Linked DNA regions of Homo sapiens: region 2 is linked to region 1. Evidence: read pairs that join two places in POLR2A ChIA-PET (ENCODE). Cell type or tissue: CD4-positive, alpha-beta T cell. All regions are shown on one strand. Each heading gives the region's core, and the rest is flanking DNA. Links, peaks and the distances in the headings are about the cores only.

Region 1 (5,381 bases), core at 67-5,066:
GAGGAAATATACAGAGGGAACTAAAGATATTTATCAGAAGAAAACATTTAAGAATGAATAGGTCACTGTCTTTGAAAGTTACTCACAGTTGGACACAGTGGCTCACGCCTATAATCCCAGCACTTTAGGGGGCTGAAGAAGGAGGATCGCTTGATTTTAGGAAGTTCAAGACCAGCCTGGGCAACATGGCAAGACTTCATCTCCACTAAAAAGAAAAAAAAAATCAGCTGGGCATGGGTAGGTAGTGCACACCTGTGGTCCCACCTACTTGGGAGGCTGAGGCAGGAGGATCACCTAAGCCCAGGAGGTCAAGGCTGCAGTGAGCCATGATTGTGCCACTGCACTCCAGCCTGGGCCTCAAAGCAAGACCCTGTCTCAGAAAAAAAAAAAGGTGACTCACAATCTGTACTTTTGCTTTCAGAGGAACGAGCCAGAATCTATTCATCAGACAGTGATGAGGGATCAGAAGAAGATAAAGCTCAAAGATTACTCAAAGCAAAGAAACTTACCAGTGATGAGGTAAGACCAAATTTATTCAATTCTAGGGGTTTATCCTGTACTCAGGAGCCAACTGCTTTGAATGAAGAGCTCACAGATCAGGCAGGCACAAATTAGTTGTCTACACACGTCACTGAAATCCAGTGAGATAAATGCAGTAACAAGACAGAGTGATCCAGAGGAGGATCTGATACCTGTGCTTAGAGAGGTCTTAGAAGGCTGCATGGAGGATAAGACTTCTTGCTGGGTGTTGAAGAGTGATCAGAAGCTTGCTGGTCAAACTGTCCTGTCTCTGGTAGGTCACTCCGGATAGATGGAAAGGCCTGGAAGAAAAGGTGCAGGTCCCTGACATACCAAGGCTAATCCAAGAGAGAATGACAGATCATTCAGTGTGGTAGACCAGAGGGTGTATCTCCTTTTTGTAAAACTTCTCAGTATTTTTTTTTTAAATTAGGAAAATAATTCATTCTTGGTTGGATGCAGTGGCTCATGCCTGTAATCCCAGTATTCTGGGAGGGCTAGGCAGACAGATTGCTTGAGCTCAGGAGTTTGAGACTAGACTGGGCAATATAGGGAGACCCCATCTCTCCAAAAAAATACAAAAATTAGCTGGATGTAGTGGTGTGTGCCTGTAGTCTCAGCTACCAGAGTCTTGAGGTGGGAGGATTGCTTGAGGCTGCAGTGAGACATGATTGCACCACTGCACTCCAGCTTAGGCAAAAGAGTGAGACCCTGTCTCAAAAAAAAAAAAAGAAAATGATTTCATTCTTATGTTGGGAAAACCTATTTTCTTTTTATTTAGATGAAACAGTATTTGGCCGGGCATGGTGGCTCATGGCTGTTAATCCCAGCACTTTGGGAGGCCGAGGCAAGCGGATCACCTGAGGTTGGGAGTTCGAGACTAGCCTGACCAACATGGAGAAACCTCGTATCTACTAAAAATACAAATTAGCAGGGCGTGGTGGCGCATGCCTGTAATCCTAGCTACTCTCAGCCTCAGGAGACTGAGGCAGGAGAATTGCCTGAACCTGGGAGGTGGAAGTTGCAGTGAGCCGAGATCGCGCCATTGTGCTCCAGCCTGGGCAACAGGAGTAAAACTCCATCTCAAAAAGTATTTGAAATTGTATTGAGTAATTTAATAAATTGAAATAAATTTTCATTTATTATTGACATAAATTATTTCAAGATAATTTAAAAATATTTTATCTTATTTTTAAACAGCATCTTTTTCATATTATAAGAGAATAGGCCCTGAGAATTTTTCTTTTTCTTTTTTTTTAAGACAGAGTCTCGCTCTGTTGCCCAGGCTGGAGTGCAGTGGCGTGATCTCGGTTCACTGCAAGCTCTGCCTCCTGGGTTCATGCCATTTTCCTGCCTCAGCCTCCCGAGTAGCTGGGACTACAGGCGCCTGCTACCATGCCTGGCTAATTTTTCGTATTTTTAGTAGGGATGGGGTTTCACTGTGTTAGCTAGGATGGTCTCAATCTCCTGACCTTGTGATCTGCCTGCCTCAGCCTCCCGAAGTGTTGGGATTACAGGCGTGAGCCAGTGCGCCTGGCCTCTTTTTCTTAACACTCCAGTGAGTATTTAACACCCCACTGGGTGATGTGGAGATACTGAGAAATTTAAAGTTTTCATTATACCAGTGAAATACTATATAAAGTAAAATACTATATATGGTATAACAGATGGTGAAAAGTGATAAGGAGACAAATTATGCAGGAAAACGATATAGAGAATGCTCTGGGGGGTCTTGGGAGTTGGGATGTTATACTTTTAGAAATGCTGTTCAGGGAAGCTCTCACTGGAATGGTGATCTTTGAGTAAACGTCTGAAGGTAGTGACAGTGAACTCTTCAGCTCTCTGGAGAGTGTTGCATGCAGAATTAGGAAGTGCATAGGCCCTGAGGTGGGAACCTGCCTGGCATGTGTGAAGAAAGCACAGAGGCTGAAGCTGGAGCCTTGTGAGTGAGAGGAAGAGGGCAGAAATATGATAGGGCCAGGTCACCTAGGGCCTCACACCATTTGTAAGGCTTTTTTTTTTTTTTTTTGTATTTTTTGTAGAGATGGGGTTTCAGCATGTTGCCCAGGCTGGTCCCGAATTCATGGGCTCAAGCAGTGTGCCTGCCTCAACTTCCCAAAGTGCTGGGATTACAGGCATAAGCCACTGCGATGGACTGTTTTATTTTGGTTTTTTATTCTGAGTGGTTTTCATTGGAAGTTTTCAGCAGAGGAGAGAAGATATGATTTAACTCTTAGTAGGATCACTGACTGCTTTGTTGAGAGTATGTTGATTGTGCCTGTGAAATAATGGCCTTACCTGTTTCCCAGGTATCTATAGATCAAGGTAGCATAGCAGAGCTGAGAGAGTAGAGGCTTTGGAGTCTTAAAAGACTACCTAGGTTGGAATCCTGCTTCTACCACTGAAATCTTTTATCTTAAATGTCTGGCTTTTCTGAACCTCATTTTTCTCTCAGCGTTGCTGTAAAGTTAAAATTTTATATCATATCATGTGTATAAATTAATATAAAGTTTTATTACACATAGTATATATGAAAAGTATATATTTATATTATGAAGATATCATTACTATTTCAAAATGTGATGAAATTGGAATTGTTAAAAGGCACATGGAAACAGACTGTTGACCATTTCAGTTTGTTCTCTGACAAGTAGGCCTAAACTCTCTAAGATAAGGACTTCCCTTAAGTTTCATTCAGGAGTAAATCAGTAATGTACCAGACAGCATGATTATTAGCAATTAAAAATTATAAATAATTTTTTAAAAATTCTTATTTCTATCCTTTACCCTAACTGGTACCTTTGTAAAGCTATGTAGCTGAAATTCCTATTTTCTTCTTTGGTATCTTTATCTGAAATATATTTTACCCTCTTGAAACATTTTCAGTGGTTGTGCAATTTTAGGGCAATTTTCTTTCAGGAGATTTTTGGCTTCCATTATTATTATTGAAAAATGAGCTTTCTAATGGTGATTTCTTTTGGCACTTTGAATATGCCATCCTCTGCCTTCTGCCCTCCATTGTTCTGATGAGAAGCCAGCTCTTTATCGTCTTGAGATTCCCTTGCATGTGACAAGTCATTTTTCTCTAGCTGCTTTCAGGAAGTTTTCTGTCTTTCAGCATTTTTACTGTGATGTATCTGCACGTGGTTCTCTTTGCATTTATTCTACTTGCAATTTGTTGAGTTTCTTGGATGTGTAGGGTAATGTTTTTCAACAAATCTGGGAAGTTTTCAGTCACTGTTTCATTTAATATTTTTTCTGCTGTTTTCTGTCCTCTCCTGCCATTCCCATTAGGTGTATGTTGGTGTGTTTAGTGGTGTCTCACATTTCTCTGGGACTATTCATTTTTCTTCATTCTGTTTTCTCCGTTCTTCAGATTGCATAATCTCTGTCGATCCATCAAGTCTGCTGATCCTAGTTCAAATCTACTATTGTGCTGTTCTGGTCACATTTCATTTCAGTTACCCTTTCAGTGTAAGAATTCCCATTTGGTACCTTTTTTTTTTTTTTTTTAATCACTTCTCTCACTTTAGTGATATTCTGTCTTGCTAATACATTGTTATCATGCCTTTCTTTCTTTCTTTTTTTTTTTGAGACAGGGTCTCACTCTGTTGCCCAGGCAGGGGTGCGGTGGTGCGATCTCGGCTCCCTGCCACCTCCATCTCCCAGGTTTAAGCGATTCTCCTGCCTCAGCCTCCCAAGTAGCTGGGATTACAGGCACATGCCACCATGCCTGGCTAATTTTTGTACTTTTAGTAGAGACGGGGTTTCACCATGTTGGCCAGGCTGGTCTCGAACTCCTGACCTTGTGATTCACCTGCCTCAGCCTCCCAAAGTGCTGGGATTACAGGTGTGAGCCACTGTGCCTAGCCTATTTTTAAATTTATTTTATTTTATTTATTTATTTATTTTTGAGATGGATTTTCACACTGTCGCCCAGGCTGGAGTGCAGTGGCGTGATCTTGGCTCACTGCAACTTCCGCCTCCCGAATTCAAGCGATTCTCCTGCCTCAGCCTCCCAAGTATCTGGGATTACAGGTGCCCGCCACCACGCCTGGCTAGTTTTTTGTATTTTTAGTAGACATGGGGTTTCACTATGTTGGCCAGGCTGGTCTTGAACTGCTGACCTCATGATCTGCCCGCATTGGTCTCCCAAAGTGCTGGGATTACAGGTGTGAACCACCACGCCCAGTCTATTTTTTATACACAGAGGGTCTCACTTTGTTGCCCAAGCTGGTCTCAAACTCCTGAGCTCAAGGGATCCTCTCACCTCAACCACCCAAAGTGCTGGGATTACAGGCGTGAGCCACTGTGCCTGGCACTAGACAAAATTTGTTTGTTGTTTTTTTTTTGGTTTTTTTTTTTTTTTTGAGACAAAGTCTCATTCTGTTGCCCAGGCTGGATTGCAGTGGTGCCATCTTGGCTCACTGCAACCTCCACCTCCTGGGTTCAAGCAATTCTCCTGCCTCAGCCTTCCTAGTAGTTGGGATTATAGGCACCTGCCACCACGCCCAGCTAATTTTTGTATTTTTAGTAGAGACAGGGTTTTGCCATGTTGGTCAGGTTGGTCTGGAACTCCTGACATCAGGTGATCCACCCACCTCGGCCTCTCAAAGTGCTGGGATTACAGGCATGAGCCACCGCACCTGGCCAAAATTTGTTTCATTGTTCTGCAACGTATTTGTTTTAAATTAGATGAGGCAACATCTTAATGATGCATTTACAGTGCTGAACAACAGGCAAATGTGAGTCCTCATCTAAGCAGATGCTATTTTTTTCTTGGCAAGTAGAAACTGTGAATGAAAATTGAGAAGTGTCATGGGACTTCTGTTTGTTTATTCCTAGTATTCTCAGAAGTGATT
Region 2 (5,381 bases), core at 136-5,135, 83 kb after region 1:
TAAACATCCCTCCAAGGCACAGAACGGCCCCCCTACAACAAATTATCCAACCTCAAAAGTAAATACTGTCAAGATTGAGGAACCTGGCCTAGGGACTAGATAAAGTCTTATGCTTTTTCCAGTTTTTTTTTTTTTTTTTTTGAGATAAGTCTTGCTCTGTCACCCAAGCTGGAGTACAGTGGTGCAATTTCGGCTCACTGCAACTTCCACCTCTCTGGCTCAAGCAATTCTCATACCTCCACTTCCCAAGTAGCCTGGGGCTACATGCGTGCACCACCATGCCCAGCTAATTTTTGTATATTTAGTAGAGACGGGGTTCACTATGTTGGCCAGGCTGGTCTCGAACTCCTGGCCTCAAGTGATCCACCCGCCTCGGCCTCCCAAAGTGCTGCGATTATAGGCGTGAGCACCCAGCCACTTTTTCCAGTTCTAAAACATTTGATTCAAATAGGTCTAATAGATTGAACTGCCTACAGAAGATACTGTTGTGATGTGATAAAAACAGCATCATTATCCTGAGTAATCCCCCTCCAATCAGATGTACTGGGAACTTTTCCTTATAATAGTAATTATGGTTAAGGGATTTGATCTATGGTATAGATACATCATCCAGTAACAACAACGTTATAAAATGAACTCCATCTCAGTCCTTAGAGGATACTTAAAATCAACGTCTTGGCATAAAGAAATGTGGTAAAGAAAAGAAGCCTAGCAAACAACCATTACCTTCACGACCTTCAGGCTCTTCCTTCACTGCCCGTCCTCCAACATATCAGGGAATAACAATTCAAGGGTCATGGGTGTCTATCTTAGCCTTGTGTAATTTATAAGACAAACAACATCCACCTTGCAAGTTAAAGCTTACATACATATATTCATGTCTGCTCCACAGTGGACTGCTGTATTGCCAAGAAGTTACTTAGATCTATTCTACCAATGTCTGGAAATGTAATCAATTCGGTCAGCCTCTTTCAGAAAGGGAACAATTAGATTTAGGGTCATGAAGAATCTTTTAGAGGCATTCTACACTGGAGCCACCTGGCATAGAAGCTCTGAAGAGACAGAGGTTGGCGTGTATCAAAAAGGTAACCATCTGCTGCATTGTACTAAAAATATCCCTTCCTGCACAGAGGAGAAAAATTTCTTAGAGGAGGAAAAAATTTCAGGAGATGTTTGAAAACAAGGATACTGAAGTAGTTTAGGACAGTCATGTCATTAAACATATGGAGGCAGAAGTGGGGAACTGGAGAGAGAGCCAAAAGCAACTTGATTTGGATAAAGTGGAGGAAAGGGTGGAAGGTGCCAGAGAAAAGTCATGGAAAAGCTCAAAGGCAGCTACTGAGTTTCAAAGAATTCGAAAAGTTATTTCATTTCTCTTCATCACCTAGCACCTACCTCGGGGTCAAGATCATCCAAAACAGTTTCCAGTTGTTTCAGTTCTGTTTCTGACAGATTCCCAAGGAGCTCATCTTCATCAAGGTCTTTGTACTTTTCTAAGTCCTTACGGAATGGCAGTGCCATGATGTGCAGGGCAGCAAGTCACTTAATTTTTGCTGTTCAGTACAGTCAGAAGTGATCTCTACTTTTTCTTAAAGCTATGGAGAGAAGAAACAAATACATTTTAAATAGTAAGTCATCTCCACCTACTTAGATCTAATTCTCAGGTTAAGTGAAATGTAATTTCCATGTGTCATATATTCTTTGATCACATATCACATACTATTCTTGTTTATGAATCATTCAATGCCTTTTGCCTTGTGTTGAGAAAAAAAAAATCAACCAGGAAAAAAGAGGGAAAAGATAAAACAAAATTCAAATCCATTAAGGCAGCCACTTGATAGAATTTAGAATTTCTAATAATTAAATTTTAGGGGGAAAGAAATTATGTGTCAAAATAAAAGATTTTCCATCAATAGCTTTCAAATTATTTTACCAGAGTACTTTGCTTCAGCACAATATGTTTAAGGCACATTTGTTTTACTATATATTGTTTAGGAGAACAATATGACTCAGTATTAATATGGGGGGATAGCAATACATTCCACATGACAGGAGTGGTCTCTTGCCACTAGGAAAAATATTCTTTTGAAAAGATGCATTTGAAAATATTTTTCTGAGGTGTTTTTAAAGGAAAAAAATACAGCATTCTGAAGATGATTGAGTAAAATACTCAAAATCATGCTGGGATATGTCATCCACTGACTGACAAGGTTGGTGGGAGGGTCTGACTGTGGGAAGGGACCATCATCATTTCCTTCCTGTGCGGTCTCTCCCAGGCAGCCATGAGGTTAATCAACAAGCAGGTTAATAGTAGCTCTAGAGACACAGAAGTTGGCATATATCAAAGAGCTAATCATCTGCTGATTCGGCAGGACTGTTCTATAGGAAAGGCGAAACCAAGGATTTCTGCATATTCCAGCCATATGTATGAACTGTCTGTCTCATAAAATATACCTAGTACTGGGCCAGACGCAGTGACTCACATCTGTAATCCCAGAACGTTGGGAGTCCGAGGCAGGTGAATCGCTTGAGCTCAGGAGTTTAAGAGCAGCCTGGGCAACATGGTGAAAAATACAAAACATCAGCCAGGTGTGGTGGTATACACCTGCGGTCCCAGCTACTCAGGAGGCTGAGATGGGAGGATGGCTTCAGCCCAGGAGGCAGAGGTTGCAGTGAGCCAAGATCGTGCCTTTACACTCTAGCCTGGGTGACATAGCAAGACCTTGTCTCAAAAAAAAAAAAAAAAAAGTACCTAGTACCTATGGAAATAAATACACTTTAGACTTAGTGATTTGGTTACGTTTTTCTTGACTGCAAAATGCTCAGTACTTCAGTTTGATACATTTCCTTTACTACCCCTTCCCTCAAGTTTTCTCAGCTTAATATTTTAGTATGTTTTTTCTGCAAACCAGTAACATTTTAAGGCTCCTTTGATGTGTTTCCATCTCCCATGAATGGAAATGTTCAAACTGTTTAGAAAGGCAGGCTCACCACTGGAGTCTGACAGCAATTTGACTAGCAACCACCTTGGGTCCAACAACAAGCAAATGGGGGAGCTTCCTGCACGTGTTCGCGGTTGAGAAGCTCCCATGGGGTTGTAGAGTTCGGACCTCATGGCAGAGATAATTCAGGAACACAAAGAAGATCAGCTCCCTGAATTGGAACAGCTAGAGCACATTGGACTGTTCAGTCATGCAGAGATTAACGCTATCATTAAGAAGGCTTCTGATCTACAGTACAGAATCCAGGAAAGAGCCCTTTTCAAGGACGACTTTATCAATTATGTTCAACATGAAATTAATCTTTTCGAACAGATCCAGAGAAGAACACGCATTGGATATTCATTTAAGAAGGATGAGATTGAGAATTCTATTGTACACCAGGTACAAGGTGTTTTCCGAAGTGCCTCAGCAAAGAGGAAAGACGATGTTCAACTTTGGCTCTCCTATGTAGGTTTTTGTTTGTTTTTTGAGATGGAGTCTTGCTCTGTCGCCTAGGCTGGAGTGCAGTGGCATGACCTCGGCTCACTGCAACCTCTGCCTCCTGGGTTCAAGCAATTCTCCTGTCTCAGCCTCCTGAGTGGCTGGGACCACAGGCGCCTGCCACCAGGCCCGGCTAATTTTTGTATTTTTAGTAGAGACGGGGTTTCACCTTGTTGGTCAGGCTGGTCTCCAACTCCTGACCTCAGGTGATCCACCCGCCTCGGCCTCCCAAAGTGCTGGGACTACAGGCATGAGCCACCGTGCCTGGCCTCCTATGTAGTTTTTTGTAAGAAATGGGCTACTAAAACTCAACTTAGCAAGGTATTCTCTGCCATGTTGGCCATTCATTCCAACAAGCCAGCTTTGTGGATTATGGCAGCCAAATGGGAAATGGAAGACTGCTTGTCTTCAGAAAGTGCAAGGCAACTATTTCTTTGGGCACTGCACTTTCATCCAGAGGGCCCAAAACTTTATCAAGACTACTTTAGGATGGAGCTGATGCATGCTGAAAAACTGAGGAAGGAAAAGCAAGAATTTCAAAAAGCCAACATGGATGTGGAGAATCCTGATTATTCTGAAGAAATCCTTAAGGGCAAATTGGCACGGATCATCTATGAAAATTCTGTAAGCATAATTTAAGGTGCAGAATTTCATGTGTCACTGCTTTCAACTGCACAGCGATTTGACTTTGCCAAAGGTCTACAAATAGAAATTTATGATGACCCTCAGGCTCTACACACAGATGATCTTCTCACTTGGGATTATGCGGCAAGGTGACAATTAGAGATCGAGTCACAAACGGGAGAAGAGCAGCGTACAGCCTACAACGAAATAAGACAAAGCAGAGGAGGGCCAGAAGGAGGACAGATGCTGTGCCGTATATGAAGAGGCAGTGAAGACTCTGCCAAGGGAGGCCATGTGGAAGTGTTATATCACCTTTTGCTTGGAAAGATTTACTAAGAAGACAAATAGTGGGTTCCTCAGAGGGAAGAGGTTGGAAAGAACCATGACTGCATTCAGAAGGGCACATGAACTCAAGCTTCTGCCAGAATTCCAATACAAGCAGTTGACTTGAGTTGTTGCTGTGCCATAACTTCCTGAGGAAAGCTCTAGAGGTGGCAGTAGCTGGGACTGAACTGTTTATAGAGACTCTGGGACAATGTGGCAGATGAAGGTGCATGTGCTGATTGACTCAAAGAGCCCTGACATAGCCATGCTTTTTGAGGAAGACTCTGTGCACCTGAAACTCCAGGTTTGTCTACCATTGTGGACTTCTTGGCAGAGTGGAGTGAAGGTGCCAAAAGCCAAGAAGACACCGAGGCAATCTTTAAGAAAGCTCTCTTAGCTGTCACAGGTGCCAACTCAGTAACCCTGAAGGATAAGTACCTGGATTGGGCTTATCAACATGGTGGCTACAAAAAAGCCAGAGCTGTGTATAAAAGTTTACAGAACAGCCATCCATTTTCAGTTGACTTTTTCAGGAAAATGATTCAGTTTGAAAACAGCAAGAATCCTGCAAGATGGTGAACATTAAGAGAATATTATGAGAGGGCTTTGAGAGAGTTTGGATCTGTAGATTCTGATCTTTGGGTGGATTGTATCAAGGAACCATTGAACCACCCCCTTGGTAGACCTGAAAACTGCAGACAGATCTACTGGCGAGCAATGAAAATGTTGCAGGGAGAGTCAGCAGAGGCATCTGTAGCTAAACATGCTATGTATCAGACTGGCCGTTTGTGAAGAGGAAGAATACAGCCATCTTTGTGAAACAGTATTGCAAGCCCTGTGGGCAAATATGTATTATGAGTCCATTTTTGTAATTTGTTCATCGATGGCAGACAAGATGGCTGTCTGATTTCAAGACACACTTTAATTTTATATTAACTTGTTAATTTTTTA

What was found. ChIA-PET counts read pairs that join two places held together with the same protein. Peaks named below come from ENCODE experiments on the same cell type or tissue, not always from the same donor. Only the 100,000 strongest peaks of a DNase experiment are listed, where the experiment ranks them.
Region 2: POLR2A ChIA-PET joins it to region 1 with 10 read pairs; 2 of 35 experiments call an interaction of 5 or more read pairs at or near these places.

Annotation. Positions count from the first base shown.
Region 1 is chr15:51,942,430-51,947,810 of GRCh38, reverse strand. It overlaps LEO1 (LEO1 component of Paf1/RNA polymerase II complex), which reads left to right. Exons shown (of 12, transcript NM_138792.4): 11 at 422-519. It overlaps LOC112268148 (a long non-coding RNA gene), which reads right to left. Exons shown (of 3, transcript XR_007064635.1): 3 at 516-821. Among named protein-coding and RNA genes, the nearest start is that of LEO1, 27 kb to the left of the region's middle. RefSeq lists a silencer at 608-821. In CD4-positive, alpha-beta T cell, for the core only: no CTCF peak of the experiment used is centred there; no DNase peak of the experiment used is centred there.
Region 2 is chr15:51,859,025-51,864,405 of GRCh38, reverse strand. It overlaps TMOD3 (tropomodulin 3), which reads right to left. Exons shown (of 10, transcript NM_014547.5): 2 at 1,396-1,595. The coding sequence starts at 1,521. It also overlaps the pseudogene LOC100422490. Among named protein-coding and RNA genes, the nearest start is that of TMOD3, 32 kb to the right of the region's middle. In CD4-positive, alpha-beta T cell, for the core only: no CTCF peak of the experiment used is centred there; a DNase peak (open chromatin) is centred at 2,255; H3K4me3 peaks cover 596 bases; H3K27ac peaks cover 662 bases.